2 separate regions of the Mus musculus genome follow, and region 1 is linked to region 2. The links are chromatin loops, found by intact Hi-C in ENCODE. Cell type or tissue: left cerebral cortex. All regions are shown on one strand. Each heading gives the region's core, and the rest is flanking DNA. Links, peaks and the distances in the headings are about the cores only.

Region 1 (16,024 bases), core at 4,033-12,032, 120 kb after region 2:
CTATCTGAGGGGCACTTGGCGGAAACCAGAACTGCTTCTCTTTGCTTCCTGTGGCTTGTTCCAGAACCTCAGACGTGAGACTCTCCATCAGTGGGTAGCAGGAAAGGGTGGTGTGTGGTATTTTGCACAGTGTAGGGTGGTGAGAGCTGGGGGAGCGTCTCCCATGTTTGCCCTGCCTGGGGAGGGGCTGGCTTGCTGGAAGATGGTTTGGTGGGCTGAGCAGGTCCTTTAGCAGCAGGATTAAACCAGCTCTAGAAAGGTGGGCAGTGACCTGCTTAGGAACCCTCCCCCTGAATACTACATCAGTAGGTTTGTACCTGGTTGAGATAGTCTGTTCTCAGATGAAGACAGTTGCTTGGATCAGGGTCTAGAATAGATTGGAGACCCAGTGTGGACTACTCCCCTTCTTCCTCCCCCATCTTCCTCTTCCTCCTCCCCCTTCTCTTATCTCTCTTCTTCCTCTCCCATCTGTCTCCTTCTTTTCAGTTTATATTATTATTATTTTTGGTGTGTGTGTGTGTGTATACATGTGTATCATGTATATACATGAAGGTCAGAGGACAACAATGGGAGTCAGTTCTCTTCTTCCACTATGTGGGCCCTAGGGATGGAACTTAGGTTAGGCTTGGCAGCAAGCACAAATTATGTTTACCAAGCATTTTTACCAAGTGCCTTTACTGCTGAGCCATTCACTAGCCTGTGGGCCTTCTCATAAGCATGGGACTCTCACAAGTGGGTGGGGGCCAAAGCCTTGGACTCTAGTGATCAGCTTTGAGCAGCTGGGATTCAAGAATCTGGTCCGAAAAGGTCTTCCTGGACCTTCGAACTCAGTATCCCCAAGGGGCTGCAGATGTGATGGCCACAGGATGACCTCACTTCTAAGCCCTCCGAGGCTGTGCTTTGAGCAGTAGACAAGTGGACCTTACTGTAGCCTGGGTCTGAGCTCTTGCAGGTCAGCCTTCCCTGCCTTCCTGCCCTGCATCCTGTTTTCTTCCTGCCCTATTAGCCAGCCCTGGGCAGGGCTTAACCCTAACTCTGAGACCAGCCACATTCTTGACTCTTTCCTCACTTGGCTGGGGCCCCAGAGTGGGGCACTACAGGATCAGAGACTCTCCCCCAGATTCTGTTCATTGAGGATGCTCTGCTGCAGGCTAGGGTAAGAGCTGATAGGTGTGTGTTCACACGCATGCATGTGTGTGAGCCTAGAATAATACTTTGATCACCTGTCAGGACATATCGTCCTTATTGGGCTAGCTCAATGCTGGTTTTACCCCTTACCACTCCCACCCTAGAAGGAGACTGTGACAACCCCAGCTTGGGGCTGGAGAGATGGTTCAGTGGTTAAGAGGGCTCCAGCTACTCTTTCAGATGAAGAGTTTGGTTCACAGCACCCACGTTGGGGTGGCTCACAACTACCTGTGAGCTCTGGGGAGATCCAACACCTTCTGGCCTCTAGGGGCAGCCTCATGTATGTGTACACGCAGAGAGAGACACATATGCACATAAATAAAAAATAAAGTAAAAAAAATGTTAAAGCTACAGCTGGTCCCTCAGCCAATGCAAATGCCTAAGACCCAGTGGGATCAGGGGAGGAAGTGCAAGCTGAGGCTAACAATCATGAGGTCCTATGTTCAGTCTCCATAATGAGAGTGACTACAGGCTAGCCCCGGCTACATGAAAAAGGTGGGGGTAGATAGAAAGATAAATGCTTGTTTATGAAGGTTTTTTCCCCCCTCTGCTTCTAGGTTAGACCTCTAAGGCCCTCTTATGTCTCGTTTGGATTTCAGTTCCGAGGTGATGGTTGTCTAATGAACTAGGTCAGTGGTCAGCTCCATTTGTATTCAGCGGGGGCTTCGGCCCCTTTAAGGGATGCTGACTCCCTGAGAGGTGAGCTGAGTATTAGAGGCTTTCAGAGGTGCTCCTGATGAGGAGGATCTCCACAGGCCTTTCCTCTGAAATGTCCTTTCCCACTGCGTTCTGGCTCCAGGCCACCAGGACTGGTGAGGCTGAGGTCCAGCAAACCCCAGCTCCAGGGCCTCTCCTTTAGCCTTTGTTTACCTTTGGCTGACTTGCTCTACCAGTTCTGGGACTGAGGGTGCAGCCACAAGTTATCCTGGGGCTCCCCAGAATGGGGTGGAGGGTGGGCACTTTGGTGAAGCCTGCAGCCCCAGCCTTGGGTTTGGGCAGCCCCCTGGCACTCAGCCTTGTCAGGACCTCAGCTTCATCTGCCTCAGCTTTGAGAGCAGGGCCAATGCTGGGCTGCTGGGCTGTGAGGTGAGTGGATCTAGACCTGAGTCAGGAATGTGGGGTGTAGAAGTTGGGGCTGGAGGTTCCCAAAGGAGAGCATGCCTGTGTGGTGTAATGGTACACCCTGACCAAAGCAACTTGGGGTCAGGGCAGGAACTCCAACAGGGCAGGAACCTGGAGGCAGCAGCTGGTGTAGAGGCCATGGAGGGGGCTGCTTACTGACCTGCTCCCCATGGCTTGCTCAGCCTGCTTTCTTATAGAACTCAGGACCACCAGCTCAGGGATGACTCCATCCACACTAGGCTGGGCCCTCCCCGTCAATTACTAATTAAGAAAATGCCTCACAGCTGGATCTTATGGAGGCACATTGATTGATTGATTGATTGATTGAGACAGGGTTTCTCTGTGTAGCCCTGGCTATCTTGGAAGTGACTATGTAGTGCAGGCTAGCCTCAAACTCGGAGCTCCACCTGCCTCTGCCTCCCAAGAGCCGGGATTAAAGGCGAGCGCCACCACCGCCCAGCTGGAGGCATTTTCTTAATTGAGGTTCCCTCTTCGCAAATGACCCCAGCCTGCATCAAATTGACATCAAACTATCCATCCCAGCGGAGAATTCTAGAAGTAAAATTTATCATGGAAAATGGTTGCCTTGGTTATTTGCCTGTATGATTGTCTATCTCTCAAGGACCATAAGTATGTATTTTAATTTTTCATTTTTATTTATGTGTATTTCTTTGTATGTATGCCACAAGTGGGCATGTGCCTATAGAGGCCAGAAGTGGGCGTCAGACCCCTGGAATTACAGAGAACCAAACCTGAATCTCCTGGAAGAGCAGCATACACTCTTAACCTCTGAGCCATCTCTCTAGCTCCCACATAAACTCTTCACCTCTGAGCCCGCTCTCTAGTTCCCATGACCACATGTATTTTAAAGGCTTGTCTCAATAGGACCTTTGGAACTTTGTTTCTTACGTTAGTTCCTAAGTTTTGAGACAGGCACTTACTATGTAACTCTGCCTGTCCTGGAACTCACTCTGTAGACCAGGCAGGCCTCAAACTCAGAAAGATCCACCTGCCTCTGCCCGCCAAGTGTTGGGATTAAAGGTGTATGCCACTACACTCAGCCTGTTAAAATTAAAAAACAAATAAAAAACCATCTTTGTTAGGATGTGTGTGTGTGTGTGTGTGTGTGCTTGTATGTATAGGAGGGAGGTTTATATTGGCTTGAAGTGGACAACTTGTGGGAGTTGGTTTACTCCTTCCGATGAGCAGATCCTGAGTTTGATACTCAGGTCATCAGGCTTGGTGGCAAGCCCCTCTACTAACTGAGCCATATCTCAAGCCCAATGTAATTATTGCTGAAATGAGAAGAGTATAGTGGGAAATATACAGCCTGGGCAAAACAAAAGAAATTTACTGGGGTCATGTCTAGGAGTAGTAAATACAGGAGTGTGTGTGTGTGTGTGTGTGTGTGTGTGTGTGTGTTGTTGTTGAGATGAGATCTGTTGAATCCCAGGCTGTCCTTGAACTCACTCACTGTGTAGTTGCGGGTGACCTTGTACTTCTGATCTTCCCAAGTGCTGGGATTACAGGCCCTCACCTCCAGTCCTAATGTACCCAGTGCTCGAGATCCCCTCCGGGGCTTTGTGCAAGTGCTCTATCAACTGAACTACAGCCCAGCCTCAAGGCCTGTTTAAGATCTTGGATGAGTGTTGAGCTGATGTCTTGACTTGGTCCAGCAGGCAGTGGGGGTCCCCGGGGGCTTTTAGATGAAGGCTCTGTGGCTTTGGCTATTGCATGGGGTGGAGGCACTGAAGTGGGGGGGGTGATTTGGAGGCTGGGGCTCCCTGAAAGTGACTGGAGCTGCAGCATGGGCCAGCAGCGGGTGCTGAGAGGATCGTGTGGAGGTTGGTGGGTCTGGCACTGGTGGCTGTGCTGAGAAAGGGTTGCTTGTGAGAAGACAGCACCGGTGACTGTGAATGGGGTGCGTATGCCCTTTGGGGGAGAGCCTTGGTCTAGTTCCTAGACACTTGACCTACTGGTGTGGCCGTGGGATGTGATCTGGTGATGATGTCAGCTCCTCTTTTAGAGAAATGTGTGCACTTAGCCAGAGACACACAAACCCTCGGTGACACAGTGAACTTTAGAACCTAGTGGACCCTCGCCCATACACACCTATCTTGTGGCAGCTGAATAAGGTCGTTCCAGATGGGGAGGCTCCTGGGCGCTGGCTGGGATGGAGGATAACCACGGTGGCCTCCCTGCCAGGGCTCATCTGTGACTGTTGGGAAAGGTGTAACTCTGGATACTGGATCCCCCTGTAGCCCGTGGAAGCCACCGACAATGCTTTCTGGGACCAGTTCTGGGCAGACACCGCTACCTCGGTGCAGGATGTCTTTGCGTTGGTGCCGGCAGCAGAGATCCGGGCTGTGCGAGAGGAGTCACCCTCTAACCTGGCCACGCTGTGCTACAAGGTATGAGCTGTCTGGCTCCTCACAGCTGTCCCCATCCTTCCCAGAGAGGCCGAATGGCCTAGTCCACGCAGAACAAAGTACTCACATCTCACCCACAGGTTCTAGAGGTCTAGCCTCTTTGCCTCCAGTTCTCCTTGGTGGGGGTGAGGAAAAAGTAACCATGGCCCCTGCCGCCATTTATCAGAGCTTTAACTTATCTTTCCAGACACCACCTCACTTAGCTTTTCCTGTGAGGTGCTCCAGCCTCCAAACAGAGGTTTCTCTGTTACAAACGAGGTCTTAAAAAAAATTGCCGGGTAGTGGTGGCACACTCCTTTAATCCCAGCACTTGGGAGGCAGAGGCAGGGAGATTTCTGAGTTCAAGGCCAGGTTGGTCTACAGAGTGAGTTACAGGACAACCAGCGCTATTCAGAGAAACCCTGTCTCGAAAAACCAAAAATAAATAAATAAATTTTAAATTAAATTTATTTTATTTTATGTGTGTGAGTGCTTTGCATGCATGTATCTATATGTTCCGTGTACATGCCTGATGACCATGGAGAGCAAAAGAAGGCATTGGACCCCCTTGAACTAGAGTTATGGGTGGTTGTGAGACACCACGTAGGTGCTGGGAGTTGAACTCTAGGTCCTTGGCAAGGATAGCAAGTTGGGTTTTATTGTTGTTTGTTTTATTTTGTTGAGGCCCTGGATGCCTAGAACTTAATATATAGACCAGGTTGGCCTTGATCTCATAGAGATCCACCTGTCTCTGGCTTCTAGTGCTGGGAGTAAAGATATGGGCTACCAAATGTGGTAGACAATGTATTCTTAACAGCAGAGCCACTCTTCCAGCCCTGGTCTTTTTCTCTTGTTTTAACCTTTAAAAAGGGCACTTTAATATAGTATTAAACAGAAGGATTAGGAGAGAAAGAGGCTCTCAGAAGAAAGTAAGTTGTACCCAAGTGTGGGGACACACTCTGTATGAGAGGGGTACCACAGATGAGGTCTTGGCCATCCAGTGGACTGGCCTCTGCTCTCCTGATGCTCTGGGCTGTTTTTTTCCCAGGTCACAACCTTCCTGAGCTAGCTGACCTCTCCAGCTTGGGTGGCCTGAACCCAAAGGGCTCCTTCACATGCTCCTTCCTCCCTTGCTGTCTGTCCCCACAGGCTGTGGAGAAGCTGGTGCAAGGAGCAGAGGGTGGCTGCCACTCTGAGAAGGAGAAACAGGTCGTCCTGAACTGCAGCCGGCTACTCACCCGAGTGCTGCCTTACATCTTCGAGGACCCCGACTGGAGGGGCTTCTTCTGGTCCACAGTGCCCGGGGCAGGGCGTGGAGGGGTCTGTGGGCCTGGCCAAGGGGGGGTTGGAGGATCCTGGCAGGGCCACCTGTTTTTAGGAAGTATAGGGATGGGGACTTAGAGGTAGGGTACCACTGAGGGGGAAGGAGCCAGTACCAACTTTTCAGGCCTTCGGTTTCTCTCCCAAGGGGCCTAGAGCAGGGGTGCAGGGATAGGCCCATTATGTCTTTAGAAGGACCACACTATCTTCTCCCAGGCCCCATCTACTCAGGGCTTTATCTTCAGTCAAGTGCCAAGGGTTGAGACCTCATGATTCCCAAGATGTCCAGTACCCCTGGTGGGACATTTCTCATTATGCCCAGTGTTTGCCTCTGCCCTGCCCTCTTCTGGCAAAGGGAGGTTTGGGGTGAGCAGGAAGTCACTTCCTCTTTCCCTCCACTTTGTCTACCTACATGTGCCCGCTGAGACCCAGTCCCATATTCACGACACCCCCAAGCCGTGGGGCCACCTCTCCTTGGCCAGCCCCCCACTGAGCAGCCTGCATCTTTAGCAGGGTGAGGAAGAGGATGAGAACGCTCGTCCCTTGGCTGAGTCCTTGCTCCTGGCCATTGCCGATTTGCTCTTCTGCCCAGACTTCACTGTGCAGAACCACCGGAGGAACGACGTGGTGAGACACCCAGGCTGGGCTCTGATCCTGCTGGGGCCAGCATAGTTACGGTTCTCCCGAGTGCAGGGTGCAGGGTGCAGGGTGCAGGGTGCAGGGGTGGCTCAGAGGGCAGGCCTCCTAAGCATAAGTGTCCTGGGTGGGATAGGGGGTTGCACTGTTGGAGAGGAGCCAGCTGGTGTCCAGCCTGCCTGTCTCCTAGGCAGCATCACACAAGCACCTATTGTCTTCCCTGCCCGAGCTGGGAGGGGAACAGGGCTGGAACCAGGAAGCCTGTCTTTTTACTCTGGCATTCCACCAGGAATACTTTCTCCCTTCAGTCTGCCACACCCCTACTCCTCCAACCTTCCCTACCTCCTCTCCCTGCCTCAGACTGGGCTCAGCAAGTAAAATAATCAATGCAAGACTGCAGGGAAACGAGCCTTTAAAGAACTCCAACAGCACCCATTTCTCTCCTTGTCCGTTAGGAGACTGGCATGGGAGGGGAGGGCTGACCTTAGGAGAACACCGGGGTACGTTGCTGCAGCTTGGGAAGCTTAGGGAGTCAGGGCCCGCCTCACGCCGATATTTGTTTTGTGACACCCTCATCCCCTGTTACTACTTCCTGTTTCTAGGACTCAGCAGAAGATGTCCATTCCCTGGACAGCTGTGAATATATCTGGGAGGCTGGTGTGGGCTTTGCTCATTCCCCACAGCCCAACTACATCCATGACATGAACCGGTGAGCTGGACCGGGCTGGCCTGTGCATAGCTCAGAGACCCAGCCCTCTTACCATCCATCCTTGGCCTTACAGGGAGGAACAGGGGTCATTTTTTCCCCATGGGCCTGGGCCAGGGAGGTGGGTCGATGTGTCAGCCCCTTCCAGATGGAGACTGGGGTTCTCATGTAGCCTTTCCTGTCCCTCCTGCAGGATGGAGCTGCTGAAGTTACTGCTCACGTGCTTCTCAGAGGCCATGTACCTGCCCCCATCTCCAGAGAGTGGCAGCACCAACCCCTGGGTTCAGTTCTTTTGTTCCACGGAGAACAGGTGAGAGGCGGCTGGCCTTCCTAGTCTGGTTCTAGGAACCCTGTGCCAGCCCTGATGGTTTTATTTGAGGAGATGTGCTGCCCCCTGGTGTCGTGAAACTATAACTTAGCCATACATTTATTTTTTAATTATTTATTTTTATTTTGTTTACACTGGTGTTTTGACTGCATGTATGTCTGTGTGAGGGTGTTGGATCCCTTGGGACAGGAGTTACAGACAGTTGTGATTTGTCATGTGTGTGCTGATAATTGAAGCTCGGTCTTCTGAACCTTACTATCAGGGCCCCAAACTTCCTGGGGGCTCCTGGGCCAAGGTTCAGGTCTTCCATCTAGAACCGCATTGTTTAGTAGAAATATAATGTAAGGGGCTTGAAATGTAGCTCTGTGTATAGAGTGCTTGTCTACTATGCATGGAGCCCTGGATGAACTGGGTGTGGCGGCACAGGGCTGTAATCCCAGCATTCCGGAGGTGGAGGCAGATCAATCAAGAAGTTTAGGGTCATCCTTGGCTACTAGTGAGTTCTGGGCTAGCCTATGGTACATAAGACCCTTTCTTGAAAGCAAAAAGGAAGAGAACTTATATATTTTATTTAGCTCGGTACATTTAAAAACGTGAGCCTTAAATTTGTAATGAGTATATAGAGCTATTGCTATCATTTGCATTTCCTTTCCTCACGTTTCCTTCCCTGAATCCAGTGTGTACCTTATACTTCCAGCGTCAGCTGGATCAACCGCTCAAGAGCACTTAGTCGCCAGCCACATGTGGCTGTGGTTGCTCTTTGGGACAGTGGGTAGAGAAGAGGGTCTGAGGACCACCCTGATAGATGGAAAAGTCTGGATCGTGCGGGACTCAAGAGGGATATGGGGACACTTATGAGTACATGGGGGTGCCACATAGTCATCAGTGGGACAGAGTACTTGAAGCATACACCCCAGCTGTGCACACCCAGCTGTGCAACCCAGCTGTGCACACCCAGCTGTACACACTCAGCTGTGCATACCCAGCTGTACATACCCAGCTGTGCACACCCAGCTGTGCAATCCAGCTGTGCACACTCAGCTGTGCAATCCAGCTGTGTACACCCAGCTGTGCCCCTGTGCAGCTAACACAGGTGTTAGCATTCTAAACTTTTAACCTTACTCCTTCTGGAAGCTGACCCCTGCATGACATGGCTCCCCTCTGGGTTTTGCTGGTTCCCTGCTTTTTATCACCACAAGAGAGGGTCTCCAAGTGTCCCACAATGCTGGCCACAATCAGAGCCTGGCCAGGGTTTCTTCTCATAGCTATGCCAGGCACACAGCAACACTTTGTCACTTGCTCACTCACCTAACCTCTTGGATCTCAGTCTCCTCATATGTAAGATGAGGAGCTTGAACCTTGACATCTATGGACCGGATTCAAGTCATACTGTAGCCTGGGAGCCAGGGGATGGAGCTGGTTTCTGCTCCCCAAGGGGAGGCTGTCTTTTCCTTGCTCCTCTAACCTCTTGCCTGTAACCCCAGTGGAGGGTGTGTGACCCCAAGAACTGAGAAGGGCGTGAGCACGTTCTCTACAGGGAGTCCATCCCTGTGTAATGGACTCCTCTGCTCTTGGCCCAGCTTGTCCCTGATCAGAGTCAGCCACATGCATGGATAGGGAGGGCATTTTCTATTCAGGAAGGGACAAGCTCGTCCTTCTGCCTTCTGCCTGATAGCACAGCTCCCTGGCTGTGGCTGTGGCTGTGGCTGTGGCTGTGGCTGTGGCTGTGGCTGTGGCTGTGGCTGTGGCTGGAGAGGCAGGCGTGCCCAAGGGAGCATCCCTGCAGCCTTGCTCTGTGCTCTCTCGCAGACACGCGCTGCCCCTCTTCACTTCACTCCTCAACACCGTGTGTGCCTATGACCCTGTGGGCTACGGGATCCCCTACAACCACCTGCTCTTCTCGGACTACCGGGAGCCCCTGGTGGAGGAGGCTGCTCAGGTGCTTATTGTCACCTTGGACCATGACAGTGCTACCAGCACCAGCCCCACCGTGGACGGCACCACCACGGGCACAGCTATGGATGATGCTGATGTAAGGACCGGATGGGGAGATGGCTGGGGGGCAGATGGTATCTCCATTAGCACAAGCCATGGGCAAAAGGCACACACCATGGGAGGCAGCTCGTGGTATGCCTGGAGCGGGGGAGGGTCCAACTTTGGAAAGCTCACTGCTGCTATCCAGGCAGACCTGAGTGAGGGATCTGCTCACCATAGCTCCTCTCCTTGGCAGCCTCCAGGGCCCGAGAACCTGTTTGTGAACTACCTGTCCCGAATTCATCGTGAGGAGGTGAGTTAGGCACAGCGGGGGTGGGGGAGATTCTAACTGCCCACCATCTGCAATGGCTGTGCCTTTGTGGGGCTAGAGGAGTCTTGCTCTCCTGCATGAAGGAGCATAGCCATCCTAAGTAAAACAATGATGGCAGTGCTTGGGGGATTTCGATGCATTGAAAGGATTGGTGGGAGCTGGGGCTGTGTGGTTCAGTTGGCAGAGCACTTGCCTAATGCACACAAAGCCTTCGTCGATCTCCAGCATCACACAATCAAGATTCGGTGGTGCATGACTGAAAAGCCAGCCTCTGAGAAGTAGAGGCAGGAGGTTTAGAAGCTTAGGGTTGTTCTTGGCTAGCCTGAACTACAGGCGACTCTGTCGTTAAAAGTAAATAAATAAAAGAAGGAAAGAAAAGAAATGATTTACAGTCAGTCTTAGCTGAGCCAGGGTAACAAGAGGGCTTCCCAAAGGAGGAGGTTTGCTGAGAGGCTGGGGTTCAGGGGTGGGAGGAACTGCGGCCTTAAAGTCCAGGCAGACTCAAGTTGGGGGGGGGGTGTTACAAGGGACTGTGGCTGAGCATGTCCCCGTCCCACAAAGATCAAAGCTGAGCACAGCCCAGCTTGTGGGGTGTGCTCAGAAGCTGACAGAACTGGGGAGGACTCCTGTGTGATGGGGGATGGGAGGAGCAGGACAGCGGCTACCAACAAGGAAATTAGGTGGTCAGGGGTCCATCTGGGGGGTTGCCAGGAGCTGCAGCCTTGCGTAGGGGATCTTCTGACCTGCTGGAGAGGGGGCCAGAGGCTGAACTTCCCAGGGTACTAGCAGTAAGAGCCAAACCCAGGTCCTCTGGGCTCTGGAGATTGACAAGGTTATGGGAGAATGAGGAGACATCTGTAGGGTATAGCTGGAGGGAGCTGGACTGGAAGGGCCTCTGCTTTGCCCTCTCAGGACTTCCAGTTCATCCTCAAGGGGATCGCTCGGCTGCTGTCCAATCCCCTGCTCCAGACCTACCTTCCCAACTCCACCAAGAAGATCCAGTTTCACCAGGAGTTGCTTGTTCTCTTCTGGAAACTCTGTGACTTCAACAAGGTGAGCGGACTCCAGGGCCCAGCCTGTCGGTGACAGTCGTGAGGAGACATTGCTGATGGATTAGTGGGGTCCAGAGACCAAGGACTCGGGTAGCATCTGGGCCTCCACAGCCTAGGTGGGAGAAGGTGAGGCAGAGCTAGTCCTCTCACTGATGCAGCCCGCTCTCTCTCATTCCCAGAAATTCCTCTTCTTTGTACTGAAGAGCAGTGACGTGCTGGATATCCTGGTTCCTATCCTCTATTTTCTCAACGACGCCCGGGCAGATCAATGTACGACAGTAGTGGGCCTGGGATGCTGCGGTAGCTATGGGGTCTTGATTTCCGGTGGAGTCTAGCCAGTCTGTCCTACCTCCCAGAAGCTCAAGCCTGGTGCCCTACCCTCCCACACGGCATTTCCTTGAACCTGTAACCTCCCACAGGGGCTTCCCTTGAACCCTAACCTCCAACGGGGTTTCCTTGAACCCCTAAAGATGGGTCCTTGCTTCTCCCTCCCTCCCCCTCCCCCTCCCCCTCCCCCTCCATGCTCTGTGTAACGCCTCCTGTGTTGTATACCCCAGCTCGGGTGGGCTTGATGCACATCGGGGTCTTCATCCTGCTGCTCCTGAGTGGGGAGAGGAACTTTGGGGTACGGCTGAACAAGCCCTACTCAGTGCGCGTGCCCATGGACATCCCGGTCTTCACAGGCACACATGCAGATTTGCTCATTGTGGTAAGGGGGTGTGCATGGTCAGCCCTGAGGGTTGGGGTGACATTCTCTTCTTGGCTGGATTTGGAGGTAGTGGGTAACTCATGCCCTCCCCCTCCCTCCCTGTACAGGTATTCCACAAAATCATCACCAGCGGTCATCAGCGGTTGCAACCCCTCTTCGACTGCCTGCTCACCATTGTGGTCAACGGTAGGGGCCCAGAGCCTAACTTCCCCATGATCACCAGCAGGTGGCGCTAGGCCACAGGTTCACTAGCCGCCAGTTCCCGGGCTTCATGAACAGAAACAGCAAGCTACATGTTACAGCTAAGCTTTCTAGTACTCTAGAAGGGGCAACAGTAACAGAGAGCCCATGAAATGGCTCAGCAGGTAAAAGCTCTTGCCATGCAAGACTGGCGTAAAAATGGAAGGAGAAAGTTGGCGGCCCAAAATTGTCCTATGACCTTCACGTATACATGTATTACATACAATAATCAATAAGCTAGACATGAATAGAATATAAAAATCATTGAGGTAGCCTATGCTCTGTTTCACACTCAGTCTTCAAAATCGTGTGTGTGTGTGTGTGTGTGTGTGTGTGTGTGTGTGTATGTGTATGTGAGTGTGTGTTCTGTCCCTGCAGGACATCCCAGTTGAGACTGGCTGTATTGCAGACATTTAATGGCCACATGTGGCTGCTGGCTATTTATTGTGTGTTAAAGATTTGGGCTATCAGTTACAGTGTGGGGATTTCGAGAGCATCTTAAAGGGCTACAGGCTGCTTGCTCTCTGGGAAAGGAGCCAGGAGGGTTCAGGAGGGTCCAGCTTGGCTGGGGTTAGGGGGTAGCAGTAGGGTGGAGCAGAATGACTTTTGTGGATGTCTTTAGGCCAGCTGGTTCCTTGACTGGTCTAGTTAACATTCCTGTTGATGTAACAAATACGCTTAAGTTTATTTGGCTTATAATTCCCATCATTGAGCAGGGAGGGGAAGTCAAGGCAGGAAGCAGCTAGTCACATGACATCCATAGCCAGAAACAGCAAAACTAACAGATCATTGCTTGCCAGCTGGCTGCATATGCATGCTCAGATAACTTTCTCTGCTCCTAACTGTTCAGGGCCCAGCCTAAGGAATGGTGCCGCCCACATTCATAGTGGATCTCTCGACCTGAGTTAACAATTTAGATAATTCCTCACTGAACTCTCTTCCCAAGTGGTTGCGAGTCGTGTCAGGTTGACAGCATAAACTAACAATATACCGTCCACGGTGTGATTTGAACTTCTGAGTGTCTGGGGTGGCTCATGGTTCTAAGGGCTCTCGCTGAGTTGTGGGCTCTGTGTGTTGATTCTAACAAGTCCTAGTTGAATCCCTGACAAGCAAGGCCAGCTTTGAGAATGCCTCTGTAAACAAGACAGTCCCTGTTCCCATTCCCTGGGACCTTCATCTGAGCCAGGGGAAGAGGCAGACAGCAGGGACGCACACAGGTCAAGACGTAGTTTCCTCTCCAACTTCCACTCACAAAGCTGTGCTGAGGAATACATATCGAGTGACAGCATCTTGCCACTCTTAAAGGATGTCACATCCCGAGTTAGCACCCCTGTCCTGTCATTTTATTGCTGGGAAACGGGCTCAGTTTATGACCCTCTCTGAACCCCAGTTTCTTTATCTACACTCCTGTCTCTGTCCTTCCTCCCTCTGGGTTGGGGAGATGCTTGGGAGAGATGAGCTGAGTGTGCCTCAAAGTCTCAGGGGGTCTCTGCAGGGGACAGGGGATGGAGGACGGGGATCAGTTGAGATGAGCTGCCCCGTCCTGGCCTGGCCTCTGCAGGGATGGCCCAGAACAAGCTGACTCCTCCCTTACAGTGTCTCCCTACCTCAAGAGCCTGTCCATGGTGACTGCCAACAAGCTCCTGCATCTGCTCGAGGCCTTCTCGACCACCTGGTTCCTCTTCTCGGCATCTCAGAACCACCATCTGGTCTTCTTCCTTCTGGAGGTCTTCAACAACATTATCCAGTACCAGTTTGATGGTGAGGCGCTGACCTGAGCCCCTGTGTAAGAAAGCCTCAGCCCACGAGTCCTGCCTGTGCACTGATTGAGGCAGTGGGGAATCAAGGTGTGCCTTGTCCCTCTTGGAGCTCACAGCTGGGTATGGAGTCACAGGCAGGGGGCGGGGCTTTAGGCGGACAACCTGACCCACTGAACAAGAGAGTTCATTTAGAATTGGCCGGCTGGAAATCTCAGAGTGGGAAGAGCTCTGCTGGCTGTCACGCAGGTGCCTGACCAGCATCACAGGTACAAATATAAGTCTCAGCAAGCATGCGCTCTGTGGCCAAGCGCACGTCGGCCCCGAAGCCTTGGTCCCCTCATCCCTACGATGCTCATAATGCGGCTGCTGTAAGTCCCTCTTGCAGGGCACACATCTTTAATCGCAGAGGCAGGTGGATCTCTGAGTTGGAGGCCAGCCTGGTCTACAGTGTAAGTGCCAGGATAGCCAGGGCTACATAGACAAACCATGTCTCTAAAAACAAAAAACAACCCCCAACTTCCCCCTCCCCAGAATATATTGGAAGGCTTAATAACTCACACACGCAAAAACAAAACAAAAACAAAAACAAAAACAAAAACACCCAGCACAGCAAATATTAGCAATTATTGTTACTATTTCCAAAGTAAGTAAAATTTAGATGTATATTTGAGTGATGAGTGAGCATTCAGTAGGCAGAAAAGCATTGCTTGGGAAGGGACATGTGCAAAGGCCCTGGGGTAGATGTTAAGCTAAAGGCTCTAGACACGGGGCTAGAAAGGTAGATGGGGGCACTGAGTGCTCTGGAGAGCTTTGCGTCTTCCCCCGACAGCTGTGGGAACTTGGAGGTAGATGGTGGAGGACAGACACACACAACAGTGTCCTTCTGGACTTCCCTGTGGCTCACTGAGAGGTTACATATTTAATGTTGGGTTGGTGTGGGGCTCAGGCTATCCCACCATGCCTGATGATCCCTGAGTAGTGATCAGCTGCAAGGGGATTTCAAGACAGTGTAAGCAGGACACCGAGGAGCTCAGGGCTAAGCTGTTTCCCTGCAGCCTAACATCAGGGATCCCCACAACCTAACGTCTCGGTATCTTCATCACCTAATATGTAGGCGTCCCCACAGCCTAGCTTCTCGGCATCCCTCACAGCCTAACATCAGGGATGCCCACAACCTAACCTCCCAGTATCTCCTACAGCCTAACATCAGGCATCTCTACAACCTAACTTGTATTTCCTACAGCCTAACCCTCCACCATTGCCACTGATACCCATACAGTTGGGTCTGTCCCACTCTGACTCTAGCTACCCTGTCCAGTCCTTATCCCTGGGGCAGATGTCTTACTGTCATCTCATTAACTGCCCTCTGGTCCTGGAAGCCAGCCCAGATGTGGAGTGGGAAGCAAAGCTCTCTGAGGACAGACTCGTTCCTCCCACAGGCAATTCCAACCTGGTCTATGCCATCATCCGTAAACGTGCGGTCTTCCACCAGCTGGCCAACCTGCCCACTGACCCACCCTCCATCCACAAGGCACTTCAGCGGCGGCGGAGGACACCAGAGCCCCTGTCCCGTACTGGTTCCCAGGAGGGAACGTCCATGGAGGGATCCCGCCCTGCTGCCCCTGCAGAACCAGGCACCCTTAAGACTAGCCTGGTGGCCACTCCAGGTCTGGATGCTGTCAGGCTAGGAGAGTGTGGGGCTTGGCTGGGGGTGTATTGTGAGGGGGTGAGTGTGATCTCTGGGGTGTCTTTCCCATTTAGGAAGGCAAGGAAAAGCAATTCAGCAGCATGTAGGGGTGGAAGTACTGTGTGGGCCTAGGTCGCTTGATGGGGGTTAGAGGAGGTACATGGGCAGGGCTCAGAACTGAGATTAGCTATAGGAGGGAAGGGCAAACACAATATCTCAGCTGTGAATGGGGAGCACACAGCCTCTAGTACCAGAAGGGTACTATGGCATGTCCCTCTCTTCCTCCTGTGTCCCACCCAGGCATCGACAAGCTGACAGAGAAATCCCAGGTATCAGAGGACGGCACCTTGAGGTCTCTAGAGCCCGAATCCCAGCAAAGCTCAGCAGAAAACAGCCCATCTGATGGGGTAGGTACTGGGGATGCCTGGGAGATGGCACTGAGTGTCACTTAGTTTCCTTTCTCTCCAAACCCTCAAGTGTGGGAGTGGGTAAGGCCGGGGTACTCTGAGGTGGCCATGTTAGAACAAGGGACTCGTGGCTGGCATCACTGAACCAGAGGGAGA
Region 2 (16,024 bases), core at 3,316-11,315:
AAGAAGAGTGCGGTGTCTCTGAAAACTCTAAATCACACTGTGATGTATTCAGAGATAAAAAGTGTCACTGAGCTGTTAAGCTATTCAACTGAGTCTCTGGGTTACAGGAAATGGAGGAGACAGAAGGAGGAGCTAAGTCACTGCTGCGTACACAGTAGCTCCCCACCACACGTGAGGCTGTAACACAGGTGGAGGGCTGGATGTGCTATGCACAGCCTACACATACACCTACCATTGTCACTTTATATCTCTGTGAACCAGGGCTCTCAGCACTGACCTTGTCACAGCAAAGCCATCAGAACTCTGAAAACCACTGAGGATGGTCTATGTCCCATAGTCTCAGCATTCAGCCAGGTTTGCGTGTATGAAAAATGAACCATCCATCTTCTTAGTGTGCAAACACTGTCCTTAATAAATAGTAAAATCATACCTGTACCAGATCCCTGCCCCCTTGGACAGGGAGGGTCTCATGTAACTCAGGCTGGCCTCAAAGTTGTCCTGGTTTTTTTTTTTTTTTTTTTTTTCGAGACAGGGTTTCTCTGTGTAGCCCTGGCTGTCCTGGAACTCACTCTGTAGACCAGGCTGGCCTAGAACTCAGAAATCTGCCTGCCTCTGCCTCCCGAGTGCTGGGATTAAAGGCATGCGCCACCATGCCCGGCCAAAGTTAATTAGCTGAAAATCATCCAAGATTCTTGGTTCTCTTGCCTCCACCTCCCAAGTGTATTTTATATAGCGCTCTCTCTCTCTCTCTCTCTCTCTCTCTCTCTCTCTCTCTCTCTCTCTCTCTCTGTGTGTGTGTGTGTGTGTGTGTGTGTGTACAAGCAGTGGTGGCATAGGCCTTTAATCCCAGTACCCAGGACAGAGGCAAGTAGATCTGTAAGTTTGAGTCCGGCTTGGTCTACATTGAGAATCCCAGGACAGCCAGGGCTACACAGAGAAACCCTGTCTTGTACACTGCCCCACAATTTTTATTCTCATGCAAAAAGGGCTCCTGAGTGGGAAAAGTCTGAGAAGCCCTGAGCTAAATGATATCTTTGAGAGGAAGGAGACATACAGGGAAGAGGGACATCCTACAGATGTGGGGTAGACCATGCAACCATCAGTGATACGGACGGACGCGTCACCTGTGTAGATACTGTAATCATTGCCCTCCAAACAGCACAGCCCGAGGTCATGTTCTTTTACTTTTTTTTTTTTTGGTTTTACGAGACAGGGTTTCTCTGTGTAGCCCTGGCTGTCCTGGAACTCACTCTGTAGACCAGGCTATCCTCGAACTCAGAAATCCGCCTGCCTCTGCCTTCCAAGTGATGGGATTAAAGGTGTGCACCACCACTGCCTGGCACGAGGTCATGTCCTTTATGCCTCCTGAGTGCCGGGACTGAAGAAGACACATGGCAACACCCAGGGCCCAGAGCTGTCACTTTCATCAGTACGGCTGTGACTGTTTGTAAGAGACATGCCCACCGTGCTCGCTGACGAGTGATGCTCCCTCAGGAGGGGACAGAGAGACCGTTAGACCTCTCTGAATTCCTAAGGATTCCTCTTGCGTCTCACTTGTACGCGACTGTGTGCTAACTGCTTGTGGCCGTGGAGGTGCTAGGGTCTGTAGTGGTGGAAAGTTACTGAGAGGGCAGGGGTTCCATTTCTGCAGCTAGAGGGAACTCATCCTTTGTGCTGGGCAAGGCTTTTAGTAGGATAGCTGCTATCTATCGGCTCACCCACGTTCTGTAAGCAGGCCCAATAAAACCAGTGGTTACGTGAGATACACTTTGGTGGGATCTAAGTTTGGTGGTTGCTGGTGCCCTACAGGGGAGGCAGGTGTCTGCTTACATCTCCCCTGCCACAGACTCTCCAAACCTAAGGATTCCAGGAGGCTTAAGGTGCTGGAGAGAAGGCTCACTGGGGAAGGGCCCTTGCTGCCAAGCCGCGCAAGCTGAGCTTCACTCCCTGACCCCCACGGTGGAAGAGGAGAACTCAGCCCTGCGTGTTGTCCCTGGACCGCCATGTTCCTATCACAGCACACACATAAACACAGACACACACTAAATAAATGTAAAAAAAATTTTAAAAGAGATTTAAGATAATTTATGTAATATCCTCTGTCCCAAGAGTATACTACGGAAGGAGAGGGGGGCAGCTTGATAATGGAGACTTCTGATACAGTTGCTCACCAGGTCATGAAGGTGAATCGAGAGGTACGTCACACTGGCACTAAATGATCCTAACAGGAGTTCCAGGCTAGCCAGAGCCTGTGTCAGACACAACAACAAAAACACCCAAATAAGGCCTGATGGTAAAGCCACGTATGTCATATGGGGTCTTGGGCCAGAAAAAAGTGTATCAGGGAAAAACCAAAGGTCATATGAATACTATGAATAAAGACCTGCTAGTGGTGATGTATCAATGCCAGCTCATTAACTATAGCAGATAAACCAGTGCGAGGAGTTAAGAACAGGAAAAAGAGGGTGTGAATGTGTGGCAACTCTTTATCTTTGGATTTTTTTCGTTTTCTTTCTTCTTTGCTGAGAAAGAGTCTTGAGTGGCTCAGAACTGGACTTGCTATGTGGCTGAAGGTGGCTCTTGAGCTCTCTGTCTGCCTGTCCCTACCTCCTGCATGCTGGGATTACAGGCACAGACCACCACACACTCTATTGAGTTACACTCCCAGTCTCTTCAAGTTTTCTCAACTTGCTATAAAATAAAACGTTTATTTGGAACATAAAGAGGTCTCTGTAAGGAACAAAGTCAGATGAAATATGCAGGTCCTGCACTGGATCCTAGTTACAAACCAACCATCAAAAAATGTCCCTTTGGGTCTGCAGGTTGCCTCAATGAGTAAAGGACCTGCCACCAAGCTTCACGACCTGACCGCCATCCTCAGGAGCCACATGGCAGAGGAACTTACTCTACAAAGTATCCTCTGAAAGCCAGGGATGGTGGAACAACCTTTAATCCCAGCACCCATGAGGCAGACAAGTTTCAGACCAGCCAGGGCTACACAGTGAGACCTCAAATGCCCTGTCCTTCCTCATTAATAAAAAAGAATGTTCTTTAGGGCATTGTTAGGAAATTTTGCATAGCTAAATATTAAACAATATTGGAATTATCTCCTTGCAATGCTGAGGACGGACGCACAGAGCCTTAGGCACGTGGTACATGCACCATGATACAGGTCCTCCATCACTGAGCCCTGAGTTACTCTTACGGACAGTTTCCTTCTCAGTGCACCTAGGGTTCCTTTTGTACTACATGAGGAAAGTTTATTTTTAAAAGAACCTTTTAATGTGCTGAAAGAACTTGTTTGTTCTTAAATGCTCAACTTCTTCCCACGACCTAGATCCAAAGCTCCCGTGCCAATCCCTCTAATTTCTAGTTTCTGTTCCATCCGCCTCTTCACTTAAAATATCCCTAACACATCGGCCTCCCTCTAACACATCAGCCTCCCTCTAACACATCAGCTTCCCTCTAACACATCAGCTTCCCCTCTAACACATCAGCTTCCCTCTAACACATCAGCTTCCCCTCTAACACATCGGCCTCCCTCTAACACATCAGCTTCCCTCTAACACATCAGCTTCCCCTCTAACACATCAGCTTCCCTCTAACACATCAGCTTCCCCTCTAACACATCGGCCTCCCTCTAACACATCGGCCTCCCTCTAACACTTCAGCTTCCCCTCTAACACATCAGCCTCCCTCTAACACATCAGCCTCCCTCTAACACATCAGCTTCCCCTCTAACACATCAGCCTCCCCTCTAACACATCGGCCTCCCTCTAACACATCGGCCTCCCTCTAACACATCGGCCTCCCTCTAACACATCAGCTTCCCCTCTAACACATCAGCTTCCCCTCTAACACATCGGCCTCCCTCTAACACATCAGCCTCCCTCTAACACATCAGCTTCCCTCTAACACATCAGCTTCCCCTCTAACACATCGGCCTCCCTCTAACACATCAGCTTCCCCTCTAACACATCAGCTTCCCTCTAACACATCGGCCTCCCTCTAACACATCGGCCTCCCTCTAACACATCAGCTTCCCCTCTAACACATCAGCTTCCCTCTAACACATCGGCTTCCCTCTAACACATCGGCCTCCCTCTAACACATCGGCCTCCCTCTAACACATCAGCTTCCCCTCTAACACATCAGCTTCCCTCTAACACATCGGCCTCCCTCTAACACATCAGCTTCCCTCTAACACATCAGCTTCCCTCTAACAGCTTCCTGCTTAGCTGCTTTGTCTACATCGCATATCCAAGATGGCTGAAATGGAAGTAGCGTAAGTAGCGTGACACACCTCCTATGGCTCCATCTGAGTTCCTGTTTATCTCTACTTTGCTTGTTTTATTCGCCACCTAGCTCCCCTTCCAGAATACAATCCCCAACCTGTTCACCATCTCCTCAGAACCTGGGCCAGTACCTTCCTTATAGGGTGCCCAATAATGACTATCTATCATGGGGCAGAGGAGATGGCTTAGTAGGTAAAAGAGCTTGCCACACAATTCTGATGACCTGAATTCGGTTCCAGGGACCTACATAAGAAAACCAGATGCAGTGTCGAGCATCTGGAACCCCAGCACTCTCTCCCCATTAGCTGGAGGCTCACGGCCCAGCTATGGAGTGCACTGCCCTACTCTGAAGGCACAGAGATCTTCCCTTAGCAACTGGAAGAGGAGAACACAACAACAACGACTACCTTAGTTTTTAGAGACGACATCTTACCACATAGCCCTAGATGGTCCAGAACTCAGTACTCACGCTAGGCTGGCCTGGAACTCGGAAAGATCTACCTACCTCTGTCTTCCCAGTACTGGGGATGAAAGGCATGTACCACTGTACTCGGGGAGAACTGACTCTTGACAAATTTCATGCATACAGCCTGGTGCACATGCATACTCACACTCATCCACACACACATGCAAACACACACCTACACAGCAAATGTAAAAGAGTCTACCTTGAATAATTCAAACGGCCTTACAATAACCCAACTATAGGAGTTCTAAGCTACCTTTGCACCTCTTGACAGTAAACAATACAAGGGCAAGCTCCAGCCGGGCAGTGGTGGCGCACACCTTTAATCCCAGCATTTGGGAGGCAGAGAGGCAGGCAGATTTCTGAGTTCAAGGCCAGCCTGGTCTACAGAGTGAGTTCCAGAATAGCCAGGGCTACACAGAGAAATCCTGTCTCAAAAAAATCAAAATCAAGCAAACAAACAAACAAAAAACTAAACTTCTTTCAAAGAGGTTTCACCCCATTTCCTCACTTATTATCTCTTTTCTAAGAGGAAGAAAGACACGACTTGTTTGGAATGAGCTGTGACCCCGATAATGTGTGGAGGAGGAGAAGGTAGGTGGTCCACACACGGCAGCTCTGCCCTAGATGAGATCCCATCCCAAACACTAGTTTGTTTAGTGACAGTGTCTTACTCTGAATCCCAGGCTGGCCCCCAAGTCGCAACCATCCTCCTGCTTCAGCCTCCCGTAATGCTAGTTTTATAGGCGAGTGGCATGCCTGACTCTCAAGTCGCTCTAGTCTATAACTTGGGGGGAGGCGCGCGGGCACGGGGGTTGGGGGCAGCCTAACTCTTACCAATAGCAAACTTGATTAGGGTTTCATTCTCTTCCGACAGAGAATCAAGGAATAAGTCCAGGACTTGTAGTTGCCGTAGGTACTGGTAGTTGCCCGGGTCATAAGCGAAGTTGGCGAGGTTGGCGAGGACTTGCTCCTTGGCATCTGCAATGGGAAGCAGCCCTGGGGTCGGACCTGTGCGGCGGCGGCTGCCGTCAGAACCCTCCTGGGTCCCTCGTGCCCACGCTACACCTCTTACCTTGGCTCTCGGTTTCCTGGAACTCTGTGACCAGCGCCTGCAAGTAGCCTAGCCGCCCGACGTGGGGGTCTATCTTGGGTTTCTGTGCCATGGCTGGGGCGGCGGAGTTGGGAGCTCCGGTAGAGGCCACAAGGCCTGGATCCTGACCTGTCCCGGCGGCGACAGAGCGGCAGCAAACCCAGTCTTGTCCTGAGATCCGCGTCTGCAGCTGGGGATGAGCTGTGGGGGTGGCCAGGGGTCTCAGGATCCTGTCTGAGCCGGATCTGAAAACCAAAATTCAACCCGGGCGAGACGCTGTGGCTTTTCGGAACTGAAGGCAGGCACGCCCCCTTACCACACTCCCTGCACCGCTTCCTGGTTCAGGGCGGAAGTCTCTCTAGCCCCGCCCCAGGAAACGGAGTGAGCGGGACCAGGACGGGATTGGGCGTGGTTACTGGGCGCCTCCTGGGCTTCCCTCCGGATTTCTAGAGCTGGAGGCTTTAACCCTCCACTGCGCAGCCGCCGCAGCGGGGATGCGTCGAAGGAGAGAGGAAGGGAGAGGGGAGGGAAAGAGGAGAAAAGGAGAGAGAGAATGGTGGATGGATTGACAGCCGGGCAGACGGATCTTCAGGCCATCTAGACATGATAGTAGTTTAATCCCAGAACACGGAGTTTAAGGACGGTTTAGTCTACAAGGCAATCCAGAGCTACATGGCAAGACCCTGGTAACAAAACAGAACATCCATCAAACCCCAAACACAATCTTAGGGTCACAAGGAGCGTCAGGGAGGGGCCCAGCTTTGCCGTGCTGTGGTGGAGGTGGAGGATGGAGGCAGTAAGGGTTTTTAGGGCAAGGGTCAGGGGTCATGTACTATGTTTGGTACCAGGGACCTGAATCACAGCAGAATGGTTTGTGTACTTCACCTTTCCCTGGCCCCCACCTCTGGGGTTTAAGTTCCAGTGATCAATCCATGCCCAACATCAACCAAGAGCAAGAGTTTTAGTCTTAGTTTGGATGCTTGAGAACCAAGGTTGCTCCGTGAGAACTCTGTGCCCTTTAGGTTTTATAAGAAGCAGGCTAGGCAGACTTCTTACATCTCAGCTCAAGATGGCCAAGCGTCTGACTAGTCAGAACATCAAAGACCTGGGGACCTGGAGCCTTTGAGATTCCAGAACAAATACTTTGCAGACTCCCCTCAAAATTTTCCAGGGATGGTCCAAAGCAGATCCTGGCTACAAAAGAGTAGACTTTGCTTCCATCTTGTCTCCAAGCCCCAGGCTCCAAAGAACTGGGATTACAGCACACCTGGGCATGGGTGGGGCTGGAGATGGAAGTGAAGGTTTGATGTACGTGACTAAACTACATTTGCACCCTCATTTCTTCGTTGCTTATTGCCCTCAGATTAATGCCATTATTACCAACGGGCAAGTGTGATGAAAATTTCCTAGCTGGAGGATCACAGATTCTATTTTTCCTGGACGTGGGCCTGTTAGCCAGCCCCAACTCTGTTTTCTGTTAGAATGAAAAATAGGTCCCTGGCATTTGCCCTTCAGAGTAGAAACTTCCTTGGGGGGTGGGGGTGGGGTCAAGCTCAGTTCTGAGTTGCGATCCGGAAAGCAGTAGGGGACATTAGACAGAGAGGCAGACTTCAATTGGAAGATGGCATCTCATACAGGCCAAAAAAATTTTTTTAATAACGTTTATTTGTGTGTGTGTATGGTGCGCGCACATGGGCACGCCACAGAACAACTTGTGGTAGTGGGGCCTCTCCTTGTCCATGTGGGTCCCAGGAATCAAACTCAAGTTGTCGGCATGCAGCCAGCACCTTTACCTACTCAGCCGTCTCCACCCAAGGTCTAGAGACAGTGAACATAAGCAACTCAGCAAATGCACGGCTGCAGTACTTCCTTTGACCATGAGGGGGCACTCGTGACAGCACCTTAGAGGAACCGATCGCCTCCTAAAGATGCTTATTCATGCCAGATGGACTTGTGGAGGAGGATGGCTGGCGTCAGTCATGAAAATAAAATCATTTTCCTGATAAGGTTTTCTTGCTGGAGCCTGGTGGAGCCTGAACCAACAAACAACCCCAAGAAGTTCCTGCCAGCCTGAGGGAATGGAGGAAATTTACTCAGGCCTGGTTTCCGCTTTTCTTAGTCCAGAGTTCATGACCCGTGCGGCAGGGAATGTTTTTGTATATAATTCAGACCGTTTTCCCCTTCCCTGGAGTACCCTGCTGCGACAAGCCTGGGCTGATGACAGCTAGCCTTAAGAGATGACCTCAGAGACCAGCACCAGAAGCGAGTAAGTGGACATAGCTCCAGGCCATGGGCTCAGGCTAGCAGCAGCTGCCGATTTAGCCAGTTTCTGCCTCAGGGTTGATACCTCCAACACATTCCGGAGAAAGGGGAACCTCAGAGGCCAAGAGCAGAGCACAGACTACGGTTTGCACATAGAAGCCAGTTTTTATAATGTTCCTTAAGTTACCTAGCCTGTCTTCTTGGCTCCTGGTTAGTCAAGGTCTGCCTTCCCCTACGTGGATACGTGGATAGAGTCTGGTAAAAGGAGATTCTGGCTCAGGCCCTGCTCAATGGCAGAAGACTCTTCAGACTGTACAACTTCTGAGACCCAAGTAAAAGGGCTCCTTCCAGGACAGCAGAAAAGTTTCTTTCCCTGCTCTCTGCAGAGGCGCCAGGACCAGTATTACTGGTCTTCATCTGTGCCTGCTATGGCTCCAGTTAGCATAAGACTCAACTTCTTGATGCAGCACTCTTAACCTTCCTGATCTGAGGGGGGTCATGGTTGGTTGTTTGGGAAGAGAAGAAGAGTAAGTAAGTTCTTGGAAGAAAGGCAAATTTGTCAAAATAGTCTGAGGCCAAGAAGGATGAAAACAGTTGACATGGGAAGGATGAATGAGACGCCCCAGAGTGATGTGTTGTAGGAGCAGCTGGGAGGAGCCAGTCCAAGGTAGCTAGCCATGACTGCTTCCTGCAAGACTCAGACCAATCTTCTTGGGACCCAAGGAAGAAAGCCAGGAAGGCCCACTTCTATTTCCTACTTCCTGGAAGGAAGGCTTCCCCCACTGACTTCAGAGCTCAGAGATAGGTCACATGGGATCTCTGGAGTTCAGACATTGGTCATATAGATGCTTTCAGGGTACGGTTGCTTCTTGGCACTGTCCTTGTCTTCTGAGGTGAGATCGTGCATTGGGGTCATCTCTGAGGTAGCGTTCTCCATTTTGGCTTGCCCATCTTGCTTCAGCTTCTTCTTCTCTGCGGCGTAGAAGCCCACACCCAGGATAAGAGAGCCTGAGACGAGGAAGCCACTCGACATATAGAAAACGTAGCTGAAGTTGTTGGTCTTGTCCAGCAGCAATCCTGGGGGGTGGGGAGGGGACAGAGAATGAGTTAATCCGCCATGCAAGCCCTACAGGCTCCTTCCACCAGCTCATGCGTTCAAGGAGAGCAGAGATTTTAGCTTTGTCTTCACTCAATAGGAAATCATGGCTGGCCCCTCGGGAAATACACAACAGATACTTGTGCGGTGAGAGGAGGGAGGACACCCTTGGCTTCTGGCCTAGGCAAATGTCCTCCCCCAGGAGAGAGCCTGAGGGCCTGTGTTACCCTTGGAGGCCGGAGAAACAGACTGAAGGGCTGGCGGAGTCCAAGCCATGTTCTCAGCCCTGACCTTGCCTCAGGCCCTGGCCCCGCCTATCTCTTTCTGAGAAATTTGGGACTCATTTGCTTGCAGGGCTTCCTTGGAAACTGGAACTCAGATCGATGGGGACAAAGCACATCTTTAACCCCAGCACTCAGGAGGTAGACGCAGGTGGGTCTATGAGTTTGAGGACAGCCTAGTCCACACAGAGAAACCCTGTCATGAGAAACCAACCAACCAACCAACCAACAACAAAAACCCCTCACACAGCTGAGCTTCAAGGTCTGACCATAGTGACCACAGCACTTACCTGCTGACTAGCCCCTAGCACCAGACTCCTCCCACCCACGCTGAAGGCCCCTCTCTCTGTTGTGCAGTAGCCTTCGCCTACAGTTCTTACAAATCCTGTTTGTTTTCTTCCTAACACGAATGAATCCCTACATCCGTGCCCCCTCCACCCCAAGGTAAGCCTCAACAGTGTCGGGCTTTGTTTGGTTTTGGTTTGGGATTTTTTGGTTTTTCAAGACAGGGTTTCTCTTTGTACCCGTGCGCTCAGTGACTGGGCTGGGTGGATGTCATGACGCATGCTCTCTTCTGCACTTTGTAGTTGGCATTCTAGCTTAGGGAAGAATAGTGATTTTCCTGGGACCCACAGGGTGGAAACTAGGAGGGCCAAGGTATTAATTACAGTTAACATAGGTGGAGCTCTTATCAGGAGTCCTGCTCTTTGCTTGAGACACTTACAACAAGGCCCCATATCACCACACTTCGCTGACAGGAGCAGAAGTCCAGGGCTGGTGAGATGGCTCAGTGGGTAAGAGTACCTGACTGCTCTTCCGAAGGTCCGGAGTTCAAATCCCAGCAACCACATGGTGGCTCACAACCATCTGTAATGAGATCTGACTCCCTCTTCTGGAGTGTCTGAAGACAGCTACAGTGTCCTTACATATAATAAATAAATTAAAAAAAAAAAAAAAGAAAGAAAGAAAGGAGCAGAGGTCCAGACAGGAAGATGACAGATTCATGTAGCCTGGAGCGCAAAGCTTTTCTCTCTTTCTCTCCTTCCTTCTTCCCTTCCCTGCCCCTTAAAAATCTTTTACTTAAGTGTATGAGTATTTTTATCTTCATGTATGTATATGTGCCACATGAATGTGGTACCTAGGGAGACCAGAGGTGGGCATTGGTGCCTCTAAAACTGAAGTTACAGATGGCTGTGAGCCACTCGGTGGGTGCTAGGAACTGAACTCAGATCCTCTGTAAGAGCAACAGGCAAAAGTGCTATTAGCCAGGCTGGAGAGCTGGCTCAGCGGTCAAGAGCACCGACTGCTCTTCCAGAGGATCTGAGTTCAAGTTCAAGCAACCACATGGTGGCTCACAACCATCTGTAACGAGATCTGACGCCCTCTTCTGGTGTGTCTGAAGACAGCTACAGTGTACTTACATATAATATATATGTACTTACATATAATCTTTTTTAAAATGTGCCACTTCTCCAGTCCTTCTTCCCTTCCTTTTTATTTTTTTTTAATTAAAGATTTATTTATTATTATACGTAAGTACACTGTAGCTGTCTTCATTTGCACCAGAAGGGGGCATCAAATCTCATTATGGGTGGTTGTGAGCCACCATGTGGTTGTGGAATTTGAACTCAGGACCTTCGGAAGAGCAGTCAATGCTCTTACCTGCTGAGCCATCTCACCAGCCCCCCCTTCTTCCCTTCCTTAAACAAGATTTATTTATTTTATGTATAAGATTGTTTTGCCTGCATGTATGTAAGTGTATTGTGAAGGCCTGAAGAGGGTGCTATATTCCAGGGAGCTGGAGTTATGAACAGTTGTGAACCACCACGTGGGTGCTGAGAACAAACCAGGGTCCTCTGTAAGGGCAGCAAGTATTCTTTGTGCTCTCTCTCTCTCTCTCTCTCTCTGATGGTAAGATTGAGACAAGGTCTTGTAGGCTCATATAGCCCAGGTTGGCTCTCAACTTGCTACATAGCCAAAGATCTTCCTGCCTCCATTTCCCAACTGGCAGAATTACAGGCCTGTACCACCATGCCTGGCCAAGCAAATACCACACTGTAGCATGGTCACTGAAAGCTGCTGGGAAAAGAGAAGGATCACAGATTCCAAGGCCCTTGTGACAATGGTATACTGGGCTCAAATCTGTCCAGATGGTCCCCTTTGCCCAACCTATATAGGCCCCACTTGGGCATGCCTGGCTGCTTTCCCTCCCAGGCTCTCACCAGCCAATGGTGGAGAGATGAGAGAAGTCACGCCACACAGGATGGTGAAGAGGCCCAGGGCGCTGGGGAACCGATCCATCGGGACAATGTCCATTAGAACCTGGAAGACGAGGATCCCAACTCCACACATGGACAGGCTGTACACCAGGCAATAGCCCAGGAGCACCCGGAAGTCGGCTGACACCGTGCATATTAGATTGGTGAGCCCGTTGATGAGGATCGCCACAGCAAACAGGTACTTCCGGTAGGCAGCCAAGCTCTTCCTGCCTGCCAGCAGCAGCCCTGCCATTGGCCGTAAGAAGATGTTGCAGAAGCCAACAATGGACATGAGCATGGCTGCCCAATAGTCGTCCACCCCATGATGCATAGCGTACGGCACTAGGAAGATATGTGGCAGTGCAAAACCCAGGTTCATCCACGTCACGCCCGTGACGTATATGCAGAAGCCCATATTGTGCCGAAGGATGTCAAAGGCCAGGTGGTACCGAATGGTTGAGACACATGTTGCCAGGCAGCTGCGTGTAGGTATCTTGGGAGGTAGAAGGGGATCCTCTTTGGGCTCGGGGACCTCGTTGGTGGCAACAGGCCTCAGCAAGGCTCCACATACACAACAGTGGAGTAAGATGCCACCGAAGATGAGGAAGGCGCCCCTCCAGCCCAGGGTTTCCAGAAGATATCGGGCCAGCAGTGGCCAGAGGGTGACGCCCATGGAGAGTCCCATGGAGGCCAGTGCATTGGCTAGCGGCCGCCGGCGGACAAAATACAAGCCCACTACCGTGATGCTCGACTGGAAGCTGAAACACATGCCCAGGCCTGCAGTGCGAGAGGGGACATCAGCTCAGGGACTTGGTAGGACTTTCCACCTCCGCGTGGAGTAGGGCTCTTGGCTCATGTTCCGTGTCTGTCGCCTTTGGCCCTAGGACAGACACACTTCCAAGTTTTCATGATGGAAGGTACCTGACTACCTCCTTATAAGCATCTCACCCGGCTCCTCCTACCAGCTCCCCTCTGCAAGCACTACAATTACAATGACCTTAATCTCTCTCTTCTTTCTACCTTCATTTCTTCCTTTCATTCTCCCCTACCTTTCTTCCTTCTTTCTTTTTTTCTTTTTTCTTTTTGGTTTTTCGAGACAGGGTTTCCCTGTGTAGCCCTGGCTGTCCTGGAACTCACTCTGTAGACCAGGCTGGCCTCGAACTCAGAAATCTGCCTGCCTCTGCCTCCCAAGTGCTGGGATTACAGGCATGCGCCACCACTGCCTGGCCCTTCTTTTTTTCCTTGCTAGGTATTATTGTGCCAAATGACTTTAATCTCAGAACTCAGGAGGCAGAGGCCTAGAGGCCTATAATTCCAGGCCAACTCGGCCTTCACAGTGAGTTCTAGGTCAGCCAGGACTACATAGTGAGAACTTGTCACAAAAAAAAATTTCAGAGTTATTCATTTTATGTGTATAAGTGTTTTGCCTACATGAACGTATATGCACCATGTTCATGTCTGATACCCACGGAGGTCCTTCTGGAAGTGGAGTCGCAGATGGTTGTGAGCCAGTCGCTCACCTGCCCTCGAGGCAGCCGTTTAGGCTTCCTTCCTCTCTCTACTCCAGCACCTTTCTAAGTCCTCACTCAGCTGTCCATGAGGACAGAGGCCCACCCAGGCCTTCAGGGGTCAACTTCCTACTCCTGTTCTTCAGTCTGTCTCCTCAATTTCCCCATCTTGTATTGTTCTTTCCCCTTCTTTCCTGGGCCGTTCTTTGTGGTGCCGAATGAACCCAGGAGCTGGCTATTCAGGCCCAGCTCTGTGAGCCTGGTCTCTGGAACCAGTTCCAAACCAGCAGCGAAGGATACCATGTCCAAAAAAAAAAAAGAAAAGAAAAAAGAAAAAGAAAAAGAAAAAGAAAAAAAAAAGGGAGGGGGACTTATCTCGAAAATACAATCATAAGCAAAACAACAAATAAAAATCCCTAAGAATGCAAACAAACAAATAAAAAAAAGTCTCTTAACACCACAATTTCTGGTTACTAGTCCATTTCGCTGCTTCTTTTACCCGGGAGCTGCGGATGTGTCAGGGGTAGACTACAGGTATAACCTGCCTACGGCTCTGGGTTTGAATCCTAGCACCAGGAGGGGAAGGAACTGGATGTGGTATATGCCTGTAATCCCAGCACTCAGGCGGCTGAGGCAGGGGACTTGCTATGAGTTCAAAGCCAGGCTGAAGGACAAAAGTGAGACCCTGTTTAAACCCTTGCAACAGAAAGAATGAACGAAGTTGGGACAAGAGATGAGAAAGGGGAGGGGAGGAGGGAGGGGAGGGTGGAAAGAGGACGAGAGGGGAGAGGGAGGTTAGCAGAGGAAGGGAGAGAGGCAGAGGGACAGAGGGGAATGCTGGGTCCCAGATTTCTTTCTTGTACATTTTCTCCTCCAGGCAGTAACAGGCATCAAAGAAGGCTAGGCAAGTGCTATTCGCTGAGCACAGTCTTCATCCCTTGTGGTCACTGCTGAAATGAACTTGTTCCCTCCTCCTGTACCTCTTCCCCAGGCTGCTCCTCATCCACACCTCAGAGCCGAAGGGCAAGCACAGCACAGTGCTGCGCCCCCTGCCCCCCAGAGCTCAGCACACTGCATCCCTCACTCTCCTGAACATTAGCTTCCAGCTCTTCCTTCTGGCTGACCTTTGTCAGGCTCAGCTCTCCTCAGCTGTCACCTCAATTCCCCCAGAGGCAGCAGGGATTCCTCATCGCAACATCTGGTTCCCATTTGTCTCCTGAGTCTGGAGCTGTCTGCTTCTCTCTCTCTCTCTCTCTCTCTCTCTCCCCCCCCCCAGGACCTCAGCCTGTCTAAGCCTGAGATCCACATCTCTTCCAAACCCAGTCCTCCTGTCTTCCCACCACAGCAGATGGTGACCCCATCCTTCAAGTGGCTTTGTGGGCGTCTTGACTCGGAGCACCCTGGATTATCTTAACCCTTCATTCTGAGCCCAGCCTCCTCTATACTTACATCATCCCACCCCGTTCAAACTACGAACCCCAGGGACCTGGATGTGTCCTGCCTGCTCCATCACCCCAGAGTCGCCACAGCCAGACTGACACTCTAGCCTCTGAGATAATGTCATTCATCCTTCTGACTGGCCTCAAGTGACTTCTTATCTCAGTACAAAGCCATTTATGAATTAAGCCCCCAGTGGGCCTCTGCCCACTTGGACCCTTGATCCTACATCTCTAGCCTATGACCATTTCCTCCTCTGTGTATGTTGTGTGTGTGCGTATGTGTGTGAGTATATGTGTGTATGTATGTATGTATGTATGTGTGTATGTGTGTATATGTGTGTATATATGTATGTGTGTGAGTATGTGTGTATGTGTGTCTATGTATATGTATGTGTGTGTGTGCATGTGCACTTGTGCCTCACTGTCCAGTGTCATCCCTTGATGTCATGCACCATATTTTGAGACAGTCTTTCACTGTCCTGGGACACACCAAGCCCACCAGGCAGACTAGCTAGGGAGTCCTAGGCATCTGCCTGTCTCCACCTCTTCAGCACTGGGATTAGAAGATGGGCCCCAATGCTTGACTTCTTTAGGAGAGATCCTTGTACCCACAAGATAAGTATTTAACCAGCTGCCCTGTACCTCACAGATTTTTATGCTTGTTCCTCCCTCTACCTGGACCGCTCTTCCTCAGAGAGCCTCATTCTCTCCCCACAAGTGTTTTGTTTGCTGTGGTTTTAATAAGTGTCCCTGAAAAGCTCACATAGTACCTGGGTATGGTGGCAAATGTCTTTAATCCCAGCACCCAGCAAGCAGAGAGGCAAAAGGATCTCTGAGTTGAGGCCAGCCTGTGCTATAGGGCTACACAGAGAAACCCTGTCTTGAAAACCCAAAAAACCAAACCAACGAACTAACCAGCCAACCAACCAAACAAACAAAAGGTTCTCCTAGCAAAGCCTTGGTTCCTAGCACAGAGCTATTGGCAGAGTGAAAACTTTAAGACACAGGGCCTAGGAACTAGAGCCAATACTCAGTGGTCAAGAGCACTGACTGCTCTTCCAGAGGCCTTGGGCTGAAGGCCCAGAACCCACATGGTGGTTTACAACTCTCTGTAACTTCAGTTCTAGAGGATCTGATGCTCTAAGTTTGGCCTCCTAGGGTACCAGACATGAGTGTGATGTACAGACACACGTACTGGTACACAGAAAATGAAAATAAATAAATGTATTTTTTAAGTAAACCAAAGAGAGAGTTGGGGTGTTCATGGGAGATCTTTGGGGCAGTGGTGTTATGTCCTCACTGTCCTCAAAGGGCCACTGGGACCTT

The links. Peaks named below come from ENCODE experiments on the same cell type or tissue, not always from the same donor. Only the 100,000 strongest peaks of a DNase experiment are listed, where the experiment ranks them.
Region 1: a loop joins it to region 2, with 8 times the contacts of the local background. A loop is called at or near these places in 26 of 42 quality-filtered maps.

What each region holds. Positions count from the first base shown.
Region 1 is chr11:115,350,336-115,366,359 of GRCm38, reverse strand. Hid1 (HID1 domain containing) reads left to right here. Exons shown (of 19, transcript NM_001346774.1): 2 at 4,572-4,721; 3 at 5,868-6,038; 4 at 6,552-6,665; 5 at 7,277-7,383; 6 at 7,574-7,690; 7 at 9,518-9,740; 8 at 9,939-9,995; 9 at 10,926-11,066; 10 at 11,245-11,335; 11 at 11,623-11,774; 12 at 11,882-11,960; 13 at 13,611-13,775; 14 at 15,214-15,441; 15 at 15,762-15,868. Among named protein-coding and RNA genes, the nearest start is that of Hid1, 9.4 kb to the left of the region's middle. In left cerebral cortex, for the core only: CTCF peaks have their summits at 6,377 (motif pointing left), 7,780 (motif pointing left) and 11,992 (motif pointing right); DNase peaks (open chromatin) are centred at 6,976, 7,348, 7,746 and 12,016; H3K27ac peaks cover 257 bases.
Region 2 is chr11:115,465,840-115,481,863 of GRCm38, reverse strand. Slc16a5 (solute carrier family 16 (monocarboxylic acid transporters), member 5) reads right to left here. Exons shown (of 4, transcript NM_001080934.1): 3 at 11,716-12,528; 4 at 7,466-9,193. The coding sequence ends at 8,943. It overlaps Armc7 (armadillo repeat containing 7), which reads right to left and starts at 6,197. Exons shown (of 3, transcript NM_177778.5): 1 at 5,837-6,197; 2 at 5,599-5,742. The coding sequence starts at 5,927. In left cerebral cortex, for the core only: a CTCF peak has its summit at 7,730 (motif pointing right); DNase peaks (open chromatin) are centred at 3,372, 6,266 and 7,754; H3K4me3 peaks cover 1,646 bases; H3K27ac peaks cover 2,857 bases.